Regions from separate parts of the Mus musculus genome. Here region 2 is linked to region 1. The links are chromatin loops, found by intact Hi-C in ENCODE. Cell type or tissue: heart. All regions are shown on one strand. Links, peaks and the distances in the headings refer to the core of each region. The heading gives the core; the rest is flanking DNA. Region 1 overlaps Panx1 (pannexin 1). Region 2 overlaps 4931406C07Rik (RIKEN cDNA 4931406C07 gene).

Region 1 (7,732 bases), core at 2,197-4,696:
GGCAGGCCAGTGAGTCTCAGGAGACAGGGCAGGCCAGTGAGAGAGTCTCAGGAGGCAGGGCAGGCCAGTGAGTCTCAGGAGACAGGGCAGGCCAGTGAGCGAGTCTCAGGAGACAGGGCAGGCCAGTGAGTCTCAGGAGACAGGGCAGGCCAGTGAGTCTCAGGAGACAGGGCAGGCCAGTGAGCGAGTCTCAGGAGACAGGGCAGGCCAAAACGTGCTGCAGGCGACTTAGCATGTGTGCATAATGGAACTGACTCCCCAACCACCAGAGAGCCAGCAAAGCTCCAAGAATTCCACAGTAACTTTTCCTTCCTCCCTCCTTGCACTTCTCCAGCCAACTTGTATCCAAACTCACCTTCAGGTTCAAACACAAGACATTCTGCAGTTAAGTTATGGAAGACCCAATTTGTCCAAAACTGCCTTCCCTTCCTCTGTAGGAATACTTTATAAGCATGCACATATTTCATAATAGTGAGAAAATATAAGCACTTTTTATAGCCTAGCCTTGGATGGAACTAAAGTGATTTTCGTAGCAGTTCGGCCAGGTTAACTCACAAGGACTCCTCTGCACCGGCCTGGGCCGTAGAGCCCACCTCTCTGTAACACTTGCTCTTTGCTAGGATGGGCACAGGCGTTATCTACAGGAGCCTCTAACACACCCCAGATACTTTACCACCAACTGAGAGAGGAGTTTCAGGAGATGATGCTCCTTCTCAGTCCCACAAACTGGACAAGACGCCACCAGGACAGCTCTGTCTCTACAAGGAGACAAGCAACATTCTGTCCGTAGCAGCAGTAGGAACTGGGATTTGTGGCCTGCAGCCAGAGAAACAAAAAAAAGTTGGCAAGCGTGGTCAGGGAAGAGTGTGTGACAACATAGCCAGACACAGGCGACCAAGACCAGGAGTATATCCAGGGAAACCGACAGTATGGAACTGAGTGGTGTGTGAGGTTTCACTCCTGTGCCAGAAGTCACTTCCAAAGAAAACTTGTACATACCTAACAGAAGTCTGACAGCCGTCCCATGAATGTAAAAGAACGGCACAAGAGGCGCTCAGTGGTACCTCAAAGATTAAAGAGAGAGAAAGGACTAAATTCTTTAAATACTTCTGTCACCTAAGACAAACTGCCTCAGACACATAGAAATTAGTTACAAATTTGTATCTTGGGCACACAGGACTTTAAAAGTGAAAGGGGATGTTGCTGTAATTACCTCATCCTTTTTCTTTTTTTCTTTTTCTTTTTTTTCTTTTTTCTTTTGGTTTTTCAAGACAGGGTTTCTGTGTGTAGCCTTGGCTGTCCTGGAACTCACTCTGTAGACCAGGCTGGCCTCAAACTCAGAAATCTGCCTGCCTCTGCCTCCCAAGTGCTGGGATCAAAGGCGTGCGTGCACCCTGACTTCCCTGAGAGACAACTATGCCTCTCTGTCAACACACTCCTAACACGTGCAAAGCATAGGCTCTCCATACAAAGCAAGGTGCACCTTCATTTGTGCTTGCCTGGTTTTTTCCATATTCTGGACTTCTGCACCTGGGGTAGAGCACAGGGAAGGCCAGGGCTTTTTCCTTACAGTGCCAGTTAGAGAAGCGTAAGATGCCAGCTTCCTGTTTAGCAGTGATGTCAGTCACCTGTGTTATTCTGCTGGGTGCTATGTAGCTCTCGTGACTGCAGACGTGACTTCTCTGTGAAACGCTAGGGATCTGGGGAAACCCACGGAGACTGTACACACGGCATCGTGTACACACCATACTCCTCTTCAGCTTGCTTCATTCATTGCTATGAGCTGGAAGCACCGGTCCCACTGGGATTCCCAGGACAGCTGTGATGGCTCGAGCCTAAAATGTTCCTCGCTCCCCAACTGCTGATGCTATGTGGGGTAGTAGACTCTCTGGGGGTGGGCAATGAGTAGAAACAAGTCATGAGGGTCAGGCTTTTGGAGGTCACAGCCAAGGCCTCTAGTATAGGCCAGGCCACCCTGTGTTTCCTTGTCTACCATGGTGTAAGAGCCACAGCCACAGGCTCCCACCACAACAGGCTCCGATGGGCTGAGGTTCCTCTGAAACCATCAGCCAAAACAAATCGTTCATCCTTTCAGTCATCTCTGTCAGGGAATTTGTTCACAGCAATAGAAAGTAACCGGTCCACACTGCATCCAATCAAAGAAACCTGTGAACTACTGCCATTATTCTGTGTCTTACAAATGAACTCAGAGCATTTAAATAATAGTCTAATCAATACTTAGCTAGTTTATGATTCAAGATATATATATATGTATATATGTATATGTATATATATATCGCATATGACTGGAGAGGGGAAAAAAACAGACAGACCTGTGGCTGGATCATGTCTGTATAATTAGACTCCAAGGTTAGCCAATTTACATAGAACACACAAGACGGCCAGAATCAACTCGAGAAAGCCAATGCTGAGCTGAGATGCAAGTTCATAAAAAGGTATCATTTAAACCACTCAGGTAGGCTGGACGGATGGCTCAGTGGCTAAGAGTGCTCGCCGAGGAAGCATGAGAAGCTGTGTTCAAATGTGCACACCCACATAGAAAGCTGAGCATGATCACGTGGGCCTGTAACCGGAGGTCTGCGGGGGACAGGAGGAGGAGGGCAAGAGGTCCAGGGAATAAGGAAGAGAGCGATAGGGCTTGCCCCATCTCAAGGGAATAAGAAGTGATCAAGCCAAACACTACACGCCCTTGGTGTGTACTCGGACGTGTGCATAGACACACACACACACACACACACACACACACACACACACACTCTCACACATGCACTACAGAGCCAGCAAAATTTGTTGCTAACAGCTGGCACACACAGACCTTACCCAAGCACCCAGGCCTCTGTGTAGTGTCAGAAAGGCAGTGGGGAGTCTCTGCATGGAGCTCACATGGTAGAAAGAGATGTCTGTCTGTCACAACTGAAACATATGCGACATATGAGAGCCAGGGAGTAAATCCTTTCAGCAATGCAGACTGGCCAAGCTTATAGTAGGGGGATTGTGTTGGTGGCCCTGGGCTTTGTTTTTAGAGGGTAGTTGGAGAAGCTGGCACAGACCCACAGTGGGCATGCAACACATAGAGACTGCAAGAGGGAGATGGGGGAAGTTAGCTCAAGAATAATGTAAAAGAAACAAGTGGTGTGACAACTTCCAAACATGCCTTTAAGAGCAGGTTGTTAGAAGCATTCTGAAAGTCCAGTAAATGTGCCCAAGGTTAAGTTAGCATGCAGGGGGAATCAGGTCAGGCCTTCCCTGAGGAGAGCTTCTAGGATCTCTTTTCTTTGCTGTTGCTTTCTAAAAACAAAACAAATAAACACAAACAATTATATTCAATAGGCACTTGGTTTTCTTTTCCTTTCTAACAGGTTACATAACTAACTTTTTTCATTTTAGGCATGAAACGAGTTGCCTGAGTTTGGCCCCCAAGAACACATAGGAAAAAAATCCCAGAGACAGTAGTTGGTGCTCATACCCCCAGTGCAGGGGAGGTAGAGACAAGAGGACCCCTGGGGGCTCGCAGGCCAGCCAGCTTAGCCTACTTGCCAAGTTCTAGACCAGTGACAAACTCCCCACTCCACTCCCCTGTCACACACACAAACCAAAGAAAAGGCAGCTCTGGTTATCACTTCTCAGCCAGCAGGGGGCAGGATGCTGGCTTCTTGAGTCTCGTGCTGCATTTTTTTTAGTGTACACATGATTAGTAATTCCTTACCTACTTACTAGTTTTATCTTTTAAAACTCTCCAGCAAATCCACTGCCATAAAGACAGTTCTTGAGAAATATGGACTTAATACTTAGAAATGCCCCAACCTGAAGCAAGACTCGGCTTAGCTGACGCCATCATTTCTCCCTCAAGGATATCCTCTAAAAGCCAGCTTTCATAATTCCTGATACAAAGAAACCTTCTGTGGATAAGCCCTTGAGCATCTCCACCCCGTACTGTCAGAGATTATAAGTGAAAGGAACCTATGGGGACTGTCACCATTAAGAGGACAGTGTCATGAGACTCCTGCAAAGCCAAGGACATGCTACACAGATCACATGGGTTTCACAGACAGATTCAAACATTCAAGTGGCAAGTGCTGTTCTTAAGGAGTCCGGTACGGAAAGGGGACTCGAAAGCTTTTCATCTAACATCCAAATGCGGTGTGACCCACCCCAAGATCCTGTGCCTACACTACACCAGCCAGAGCCTGGGGTCTGACGTACCAGGGAGTGTCTCTCCTAACTAGTATTAGTTCAGTGTCCTCACAGAGTGAAGCTGATCTTAGGAGAGGTGCCTTCTGGTCACATGTGACCGACCCAGCTGTTTTTGCTGTGGGAAATAAATACCTTAACTGTGTTCCCTTGGTTCTTAAAGAGGAATTGACTTTCTGCTCTCCTAGTCACTCCCATGTATGCACAGGGAGCAAATGGAGTGTTCAGGAGAGGAAGGAAGTCCTAGGAGGGGGAAGAATGCTGGGGGCAATGGTCCAAGGACGCGGGAAAGAGGAACAGCCAGTCCTTCCCACCCAGGCCCATCTCAGCAGTCAGGGATCCCACTCATGGCCTGAGTCTGAGTGGAGACTTGATTAGTGGAAACTTGCAGCACTCAACATTCATGCCAAATACCATCAACTGTGTCCACCTGCACTTCATCTCCCTCCCTTCACAGCTGGTGGCTCCACCCACTACCAAGCCAGAGCCAGGCTTCTGCCCTTGCTTCTGGGTTCAAACACTGAACCGGTACAACCTTCTATCTTGCAAATGACTGCCTGGTGCGGACAGAGAGGAGCAGCCTGGGAGCTCTCAGGAATCCCAGGTTAGACCAAGTGTGAAGTAGATGTTAACACTTAGAGGAAAACTTTCAAAGCCACTCTAACTTCCTAATAAAGTTTATGTAAAGCAGCTAACTGAACGTAGACAGAAAAGATGGCTCAAAAATGAAAGTAAGTCAGACAGTCTCTCTCTTTCTCTCTCTCTTCTGTGTGTGTGTGTGTGTGTGTGTGTGTGTGTGTCTGTCTGTCTGTCTGTCAAGACCTTTAGCTTTAAAATTAAAAGTATACTAGGCAGTGGTGACGCACACCTCGGGAGGCTGAAGCAGGAAAACCTTTGTGAGTTGGAAGGTAGCCTGGTCTACAGAGCATGTTTTGTGAGTTGGAAGGTAGCCTGGTCTACAGAGTATGTTTCGGGACAGCCAGGGCTCCACAGAGAAACACTGTTTCAAAACCACACAAGCAAAAGCAGAAGAAGCAGTTACTCTGCCCCACATCTGTAATCTCAGCACCACATCTGTAATCTCAGCCCCACATCTGTAATCTCAGCCCCACATCTGTAATCTCAGCCCCACATCTGTAATCTCAGCCCCACATCTGTAATCTCAGCACCACATCTGTAATCTCAGCCCCACATCTGTAATCTCAGCCCCACATCTGTAATCTCAGCACCACATCTGTAATCTCAGCACCACATCTGTAATCTCAGCACCACATCTGTAATCTCAGCACCACATCTGTAATCTCAGCACCACATCTGTAATCTCAGCACCACATCTGTAATCTCAGCACCACATCTGTAATCTCAGCACCACATCTGTAATCTCAGCACCACATCTGTAATCTCAGCACCACATCTGTAATCTCAGCACCACATCTGTAATCTCAGCACCACATCTGTAATCTCAGCACCACATCTGTAATCTCAGCACCACATCTGTAATCTCAGCACCACATCTGTAATCTCAGCACCACATCTGTAATCTCAGCACCACATCTGTAATCTCAGCACCACATCTGTAATCTCAGCACCACATCTGTAATCTCAGCACCAGAGGAGAGCAGGCAAGAGGCTAGGAAATTTGAGGCTGACCTAGGCTACATGAAACTGTGTCGCAAAAAAAGCCAGAAAGGGGGTGGGGTGGGGGTAGAGACAGACAGAGGTGGGAATCACTGATTTCCAAAGGATGGGAAACAATTTCACAAGGCAAGGATAACAAGCAGTCTTCTATCTCTACCGGCTGAAAAGTAACGCAGTCAGCCAGAAGGCAAGGGGTAGCCCCAGGCACTGCCAAGCGTGACAGCTAGAGCCCAAGACTCAGGAGACTTCAGTGAAATCATGTCAACAGGTTACTACAAACCTGGACATGACACCTCAATTTACGAACAACAACCTAAAAATGGGCAGCGCTGAGCCAACGAGATGGTTCAGAGGGCAAAAACATCTGCTAAGCACACCAAATGACCACAACTGGCTCCCCAGATCCCAGATCCCATGGTGGAAGGCGACCTGACTCCCTACAGTGCCCACTAGTATGAAAGAGGGATGCGTGCTCCTAGACACACACGCACACACACACTTTTTAAATGTAGAGTTTTAAGTCTGAGATTAGAAAAAAAAAAAAAAAAAGGGGCACAGAACTAAAGAGCCCTGAGCCTGCTGATAGGGAGCATAGGTTCTGAAGGGCTCCAGAGTGACTGCCTTCTCTCAAAGAGTAGCCTGGGGCCCTTTCCAGACAGAGGCAGTAACTAACACCATAGGCTGTGTGGCTTTCTACTCTACTTTCTCCAGATTTATACAAAACAGCCATTCAAGCTTTGGAGGTTACTTTAAAAAAAATGTATTAGATATCACATATATAATGTGAGGCAAATATATTAATGTTATTCAAGATAAATACTTTTTAAATTTCAAAGCTTTAATTTCTTTTAAAATGACAGTAGAAATAAATCATAAATAAAAGATGTTTGGGAAGCGTGCAAGAGAGCAGAGGCTGAGAGCAGCTGCTCTGGAGAACTGCTTGCACAAAGGCTGCCCTGAGCTGATGCATCATGACACAGCAGCTAAAAGACTGCGAGGAGCAGTCACGCTGACAGAGCTCTACCCCCAAGTAGCACAATGAGGGTCAGGAAGGGGCTCAGGGGTAAAGGCCCCTGAAGCACCAGCCTGAGGACATGGGGGTGGAGATGGAAAAACTGCCTACTCCCTGGCCCTGCCCCGTAGAGCATAGCATAAGAGAAGCCTGCCTGAACAAGGTGAATGCATGTGCCTGTCTGCACATGCATGCACACACATGTTCTCACCCCCCCCCAAGCAAGAGCATAGAAACATCCCCAAGGCATATTAAATGAATAATTTGCAACACAATGCATATATTTAAATCTTTAATATTTTCCCATTTATTTACTTTGTATGTATTTTCATGTGTGTGTGTGTGTGTGTGTGTGTGTGTGTGTGTGTGTGTGTGTTCTCTCCTTCTACCATGAAGGTTCAGGGGACTGAACCTTGGCTTTCAGGTTTGGCAGCTTCCTTACCCAGTGAGCTGCCTTTCTGGCACTGTTTAAATCTTATGTTAAAATGCTATCAGAGTAACACACACACACACACACACACACACACACACACACACACAGGAGGGGGAGGGTTTAGTTTTCCCTTTATGACTGGATCATTAACAAACACAGCCCAATGCACACAGACACACAGCCTTTGACAAACTACATTTAACATTGATGTTGAATAGTTATTTCCTGAACCCTTTCCTGCTAGAGGGAAATCAGGAGGCAAGGAAGACTGGCAAGAAAGTTGCACGGACCACCTGCCCTGCCCTGAGAGCTCTCACAGTGAACACCACAGGGAGACTCTTCTTAGAACTCCTACAAGCTGGGCTGGCGTCTTAGCTGCTGTTCTCCTGCCACCATGACAAAGCACCGTTTATAAAGGAAAGCATTACCAGGGAGCT
Region 2 (7,732 bases), core at 2,780-5,279, 270 kb after region 1:
ATTGGCCACCAGATACTAAATCTTTCTTCAAGGTTTCTTTGTTACACTCATAATCGTAACTTGTATTATAAAAAAGACAGAGGGGACAGAGAGACAGACAGACAGACCAACCCCGGGCTTAAGTGCAAAGCATGTAGTCTCACTGACCTGCACCACTAACCCGGGATGCTCTTTGTTTTTTTAAATCTTTTCTTTTAACTTCTTGCAATCTTTTTAAAAAAAGATTTACTTATTATCATATTTATATGTACACTGTAGTTGTCTTCAGACACCCCAGAAGAGGGCGTTAGATCTCATTACAGATGGCTGTGAGCCACCATGTGGGTGCTGGGAAGTGAACCCAGGACCTCTGCAAGAGCAGCCAGTGCTCTTAACCACTGAGCCATCTATCTCCCCAGTCCCAGAATAATCTTACTGATGAATAAAATTAGACTTTAATGTGCTCAGAAGACATAATGTACTCTCTGACACATAAATACCCATAGTTACTAACTTTGGAGTGCTGATTTAAAGAACACTGGCCCCCATATTTGAAAGTTTAGTAACCAGGGAGAACTGTAGAACAGGAATTAGACCGTGTGGCCTTGTTGGAGGAGGTGTGGCCTTATTGAAGATTTATGTCCCTGGGAGTGGGCTTTGAGGTTTCTCTCTCTCGCAGCCAGCTGCCTGTGCATCTGGATGTAAAACTCTTGGCTCCTGCACCATACTTGTCTACTTCCCTCTATGATGGTCATGGACTAACCATCTGAAACTGTAAGCAAGCCCCAGTTAAATGCCTTCCTGTATAGGAGCTGCCTTGGTGTTTTAGCTGAGCCCTGGGTCCATCACTCTTTTTAATAATATAAGTTCAGGTTGAAAGTGTAACAAAGAATCTTTGAAGGAAGGTTTAGCATGTCTTGTCCTGGTGTTTCTTCACAGCAACTAACAGATGCAGAAAGGGAACAGACTGCACACAGGTGAGAGCTATTTTCCCTTGAGGGAATTTCAAAACACCTAATGAAAGGACTATCATGCCATAAGTTCAGAGGTGAGTACAGGTAAATAACGGTGTAAGCCAGAGAAGCCAGACAGAAGAGCAGAGACTACATGACCCCACTTTAAGTGTTCCAAAGGCAGGTGTCTAAGGTGACCTCCGGGGATAGAAAGGCTGACTGGAAGGTCCATGAGGGAGCCTACTAAGGTGCTGAGTATATATTTAATCTGAATGTCAAGTTATACGTGCTCACATAGGTACATGTGTTCACATTCTGCAATCACTATACTTTATTGTAGGTGCACTGTGCTGTAATACACATGTAGAAAAGCATAGTGTCTTAATATTCCAGAGCCTTTTTTCCCCCTAGAACTTTATTTTTATTTGTTTTTTGTTTGTTTGTTTGTTTGTTCTTTTAGACAGGTATCTTCCTGTGTATCCCTGGCTGTCCTGGAATTCATTACATAGACAAGACTAGTCCCAAATTCATAGAGGTCTTCCTGTCTCTGTTCAAAGGACATTTTTTTGTGTGTGTGTGATAACAAAACCATAGTTTTTATTTCAACAATATCTATAGTTCTTTTTGTTGTTGTTCTTTTATTTAAGATTTTTTTTCACTTTTTTTTTAAAAAATTAAGTATTTTGTTCATTTACATTTCAAATGCTATCCCAAAAGTCCCCATATACTCCCTCCACCCCCCTACCCACCCACTCCCACTTCTTGGCCTTGGCATTCCCCTGCACTGGGGCATATAAAGTTTGCAAGACCAAGGGACCTCTCTTCCCAATGATGGCCGACTAGGCCATCTTCTGCTACATATGCAGCTAGAGACACAGCTCTGGGGTACTGGGTAGTTCATATTGTAGTTCCACCTATAGGGTTGCAGACCCCTTTAGCTCCTTGGGTACTTTCTCTAGCTCCTCCATTGAGGGCCCTTTGTTCCATCCAATAGCTGACTGTGAGCATCCACTTCTGAAACAATTTTTTTTTCTTTTTTTTTTTTTCTGAGACAGGGTTTCTCTGTGTAGCCCTGGCTGTCCTGGAACTCACTTTGTAGACCAGGCCTGCCTCTCTGCCTCCAGAGTGCTGGGATTAAAGGCGTGTGCCACCACCGCCCGGCCCTATTTATCTATTTTTAATATGTATGAGTGCTATAACCACATGTATGTCTGTGCACCACCTGTGTGTCTGGTGCTGAAGGACGCTAGATGAGGGCACCGAATCATCTAGAACTAACAATTACAGACAATTATGAGTCACCATGTGAGTTCTGGGGACAGAACTCAGGTCATCTGAGTTCAGCTAGTGCTCTTAACCACTGACCCATTTCTCCAGCCCCAGCAGACTGTATTTAAAGAATATTATTACTGTCAATATTGCACAACTCTCTGGGTTCCTTTGCTAATTTTCATTGCATAAAGGTGGTAGCAACAAGATCACTATAAAAATTGATATGGTGGGTACTTCTGGAAGGATAATTTATATCACTATAAATAGTAATATGATGGTTACTTCTGGGAGAATAATTATATCACTAGAAATAGAGATATGGTCATTATTCTTGGAAGAATATTTTTTAAAAGATTTATTCATTTATTTTATGTATATGAGTACACTGTAGCTGTACAGATGGTTGTGAACCATCATGTGGTTGCTGGGAATTGAACTCAAGACCTCTGTTCTCTCTGGCCTAAAGATTTTTATTTATTATTGTATGTAAGTACACTGTAGCTGTCTTCAGACACACCAGAAGAGAGCATCAGATCTCATTACGGATGGTTGTGAGCCACCATGTGGTTGATGGGATTTGAACTCAGGACCTTCGGAAGAACAGTCGTTGCTCTTAACCACTGAGCCATCTCACCAGCCTGGGACTGGCTTTTAAGGTATTATTATGTGCAGTTTCATGTGATGCTAAGGATCTTGAATTAAACAACTTCTATTTTGTTAAGATCAAGATGGAATAAGAATTGTAAATGTTTATAAATAACACAGCTTAAAACATATACAACTTTGGTGTTTTCTTTTCTGAGACATAGAAATTTGGATTTTTTAAAAATAAAAATAATACTGAACAGTTACTGAAGCAAAAACTTCTGTATCAAAAGTCCTATTTCAATAAGCTATAGAGAGGTCATTAGCTGCGTGTGTACCTCAGGGAGCTTCTGGTTTTGTTTCCTGAAACAGTCCTTACATACCCAAAGGTTAGCCAGGCTAGTGGAACACACCTTTAATTCCAATACTCAGAAGGAAGAGGCAGGAGGATCTTTGTGAGTTAAAGGCCAGCCCGATCTACAGAGTGAATTCCAGGACAGCCAGGGATACACAGAGAAAGCCTGTCTCAGAAAAATCAAAATAAACAAACTAAAAAACCAGTCAGTCACCCAAAGCTAACATCATTTTTACCTTCAGCAAGCTCCTCCAGACTTGGCATGTGAAAGGAAAACTCACTGCAAGCCATTCTCCTTCCTCTCAGCAAGGCTGCTCAGACACCGCAGCTGTTGGCTGACCACCACGAGAGCTCACGGGGCACCAGCAGGAACAGTCCCGGCTCTGGAAATGAATGGTGGAGCTCAGTTACTTGATGAAGGCAAAGGCCACAGAGGTTTCATATCCTCAGAGTTCACTTACATAAGGAGGGCAAAGTGCCCCAAGGCCACTCAGAGTTCACACAACTTCCTGCCAGGTCCATGTGAGCAGGGCCGAGGGACCTCTGCCCTACAGGCTGTTCTTTCCTTCTTCCTTTTGATCTATTTTTCTGTTCCCTCCCTCCCTCCTCCCTTTCTTCTTCCTTCCTGGCAGTGTTCAGCTACATCCCAGTCCGGCACTGTTATATGAATCTGCTCTTTATACTTTTTTCCTTTCTGTTCTCATTTCTGTTTGTTTGGTACTGGCATTGAGCCAGGAGCTCAAGTAAGCCAGGGAAGCAGTTTCTCATGGAGTGCTGTACTTAGCCTAGACCTGAGATTTCCTAACAGACGGTCTAGGAATATGGTCTTCAAACAAAATATATGCACTAAGAATTACAAGTAATTAATTAGTTTTACAGTTGTGTGCATGTGTATGTAAATACAATGTGTATACTTCACAGTATTCGATCTCTTAGTCGATACTCTATATTTGACATTTAAGCTAAAAGTTAATTGTCTTAGAGTTATTCCACTGTTTTTTTTTTAAAGATTTATTTATTTATTATATGTAAGTACACTGTAGCTGTCTTCAGACACTCCAGAAGAGGGCGCCAGATCTCAATACGGATGGTTGTGAGCCACCATGTGGTTGCTGGGATTTGAACTCCGGACCTTCGGAAGAGCAGTAGGGTGCTCTTACCCACTGAGCCATCTCACCAGCCCTCCACTGTTTTTAATACTACATTTATTTGTGTTTGTATGTACATGCATGTGTGTGTGTGTATCCTTGTGCATACCTGTAGAGGTCACAGGACAACTTGTAGGAGTTGGTTTCTCCTCCACCGTGTGGATGCCAGGAACTGAACTCAGTCAGGCTTACTGGTAACTAACTTCACCCACTGAGCGATCATGCTGGCCTGACTACCCACCCTTATTATTTTTAAACAGAGTACAAATTTTATTCTAAAAGTAGACCTCAGTAATAACAAAACAACAAAGTCTGGCATTATAATAGTATAACAGGAGTTTGTTTTTTTTTTTTCCCTGAAGCTAAAAAAAAAAAAATCTTATTTCCTTAATTTGAATTATTCCTTTTATCTGTCATATTAATAAGAGAAAATTTTAGTTACCAATTGAAATGGAAACCTATGAATGATTAGATTCTGAAAGTCTTTTTTTACTTTAATTTATAAATAAATATACTTACTTGGTAAGTACTTTTAGCGTTCGATTAATCTGGTAACCTAATCAATCATAATCTTATATTTTCCAAAAATGCATGGCAAAAGCACTTCACAAAAAACCAAGCACATATTCATAGATTGGTACTTATGTCCCTGTTCAGGAAATCAGCCTTATAAGCAAGCTCAGTGACATGGCTAGAGGGAGTCAGGGAAAGAAAAGGAGATGGGCAGGGCGGAGACAGGCAGGGCCAATCACAGCACAGGACAGTCAAATCACTGAGGGCATTCCTGCCTCCCAGAGCACCATGGGAGTAGCTAGCACTCAATATTGTTAATGGAACACCTCCTTAATCAGAATGGTTGGGTTTAAAAGTGCTCACGCAGCAAATGAAAAGTGGGTCCCTCACTTATCCATACCCTGTCTACATAATGGAATTCCTCCAACTCACAGGTCCTGCCTCTGTGTCTCCAGTGAAGCACAATCATAGGTGGCTGACAAGGAAGCCTTGACCTGTGTGCTGAGAGTGGAGCTCAGTCCGGGTGGAAAGCAGTGTGTGCTTTTAACTGCTGAGCCAGTTCTACAGGCTCATGTTTCTTAGGCTTAGGCGTTTTAATAAATTATTTCACTAAAAGTATTTATTTGTGTGTATGCCACAACCCCCATGTGGAGGTCGGAGGACAGCTTGCAGGAGTCAGCTCTCTCTGCACGTAGAACCCCTAAGCCATCTCTGGCCTACGATTTCTATTTTTGACCATACTTTCAGAACATATATCTTCCATGAACGTGCCATTGTACATATTTAGCACCTTATATTTACAGTCTTTCTTTAAAGATATAGGATCCCTACATTGTCTCCACAAATCATCCTCCTGCCTCAGCCTCCAAGGTAGCTGAAATAGGTGACATTTACTTTAGTACTTTACCAAACATTCGTTTTTACTGTCTTTTAATTATTTAACACATATACTCGTGTGTTTCCAATGAAATATAAGTAATTATTGAAAATAGGTCCCAGCTGCTATAATCATACTTGAATTACTCTAAACATATTTTTCAATTGATTGTTTTTAATGGTTTAGAAGTAAAACATGCTAATTTTCTTTGAAATAGTTTAAGACTGATATATCATATACAAATCTAGCTTCCACACTCTTTACCCAGATGCCCCATGTTAACAGTCTATCACACTTTGTACCAGGCGTCCAGAGATATTGCCTAGTATACAGACATGCCCAATCTGCTCAATGAGCAGTGTGTTAATCCAATGCTGATTGCTTGATTTTACTTTATTTTTTGTTGAGATAAGGTTCACTATATGGCCCAGGCTAGTCTGGTACTGTGCTCTTCCTGTTTGGATCCCTTGAGTGCTGGGCCAGTTCGATGTATGTACTACCACACCCAGTCTTAGTATAGCTCAGTATATAGTGAGGAAAATGAAAGCACTTTAGATGATTATACTTGTAGTAGAATAATAGGAATAATAGGAATTCAAATTAGAGTAACACCCCCCTTTTGGAGACAAGATTTTTCTGTCTAGTCCTGTCTGTCCTGTAGAACTCATTCTGTAGACCAGGCTGGCCTCGAACTCACAGAGTACTGGGATTAAAGGCATGTGCTACCACCGCCCAGCAATATCCCTAATTTTATACTTTCTACTTTCTTAAAAGAAAATCAGTTTGTTTTATATTCCTACCAAAATAGAGACAAAGTCTAACCATGGGACTCTCCAGACCGAATAACTGGTTTAGAAATGTACGTTTGTGTAGATGACGGCAGGGGAGAACACGTGTGTGCAGAGGTTGGAGTTGGAATTAGGAGCCAAAGGGAATGGTTTCCATCGATAGTCAGAGCTGCTCCAGCACAGCTTCCAGCCAGATGAAGGCAGATATTTACTTTCCTGATGTAAGTGGTGGGAGCCAATGGCTCAGACACAGGGTAGAGAAACGTGCAGGGGGAGAAACGACACGGAAAGCAACAGGCTAACGGTGACAATCATGCTGAGTGTCATGATTAAGGCCATCCTGTATTCAGAAATTGTCAGGCCCTTTAAAGTCCCTCAAAATTCTCAAATCCATGACAGACATATTGTACTTCTTACTGTACAGAAAAGGAAACAAAATTTATTCAAGATCATTCAGTTGTTACATGGCAGAAACAGGATTCAAAAGCAGGTTCAAGCCAGGCATGGTGGTGCACATGTTTAGCTCCAGCACTGGAGGCAGAGGGCTGTAAAGGCAAGAGGTTCTCTGTGAGGTTAAAGCCAGCCTGGTTTACAAATCAAGTTCCAGGATCGTCAGGGCTACATAAAGAGACATGTGTCAAACAACAGCAGCAACAACAACAAACTCAAAGGCAGGTCTGTAAATCCAGAATGCACCCCACCCTAAGCTGAATCAGCAGTGAAGAAATGGCCCCTTTGGCTGACACCAGGAAGACTTCAGAATAATCCTGCAGCACCAGGAGAAGTGCCCATCTTCCACCTAGAGGGGACTTCTCTCTTCCAAATATATTGCACACAATATATTGCTAATTATTAGGTACTTATGATATACCACACTTTTACGATATACTAGACTAGTAGGGTTCAAGCACAAGGCTGGCTTTACAGCTTTGCAAATAGTTCATTCAGTCACATAGGACCCTATATTCATACTGATCTAACCACACACACAGGTCTTTGTTTGCTTTTTTTGTTTTTATTTTTTTTTCTCCGTGGTGCCATGTACACTAGGCAAGCTCTCTATAATCCAGTTATATCTCTAGGCCAACAACTTTACATTTGAAATGTGTTTGTCTATGAGAACTCAAGGGATAGTAATATCTGCCCTCTCACCACAGATCTTGTCACGCACTCAATAAGGTGTTTGTAATGTTCCCTTACAACTTAGTCCTAGTGGACCTGCATGGGTGCAAAGCCAGAGTCAATGCTGCAGGATTCCACAG

Evidence for each region. Peaks named below come from ENCODE experiments on the same cell type or tissue, not always from the same donor. Only the 100,000 strongest peaks of a DNase experiment are listed, where the experiment ranks them.
Region 2: it touches region 1 in a loop (3-fold over the local background); 1 of 42 quality-filtered maps calls a loop at or near these places.

What each region holds. Positions count from the first base shown.
Region 1 is chr9:15,030,115-15,037,846 of GRCm38, forward strand. The region is part of intron 1 of Panx1 (pannexin 1); the gene reads right to left. Among named protein-coding and RNA genes, the nearest start is that of Panx1, 11 kb to the right of the region's middle. In heart, for the core only: a CTCF peak has its summit at 3,655 (motif pointing right); a DNase peak (open chromatin) is centred at 4,547.
Region 2 is chr9:15,297,987-15,305,718 of GRCm38, forward strand. 4931406C07Rik (RIKEN cDNA 4931406C07 gene) reads right to left here. Exons shown (of 9, transcript NM_001199485.1): 2 at 3,381-3,527. The coding sequence starts at 3,435. Among named protein-coding and RNA genes, the nearest start is that of 4931406C07Rik, 4.3 kb to the right of the region's middle. In heart, for the core only: a CTCF peak has its summit at 4,208 (motif pointing right); a DNase peak (open chromatin) is centred at 3,695; H3K27ac peaks cover 510 bases.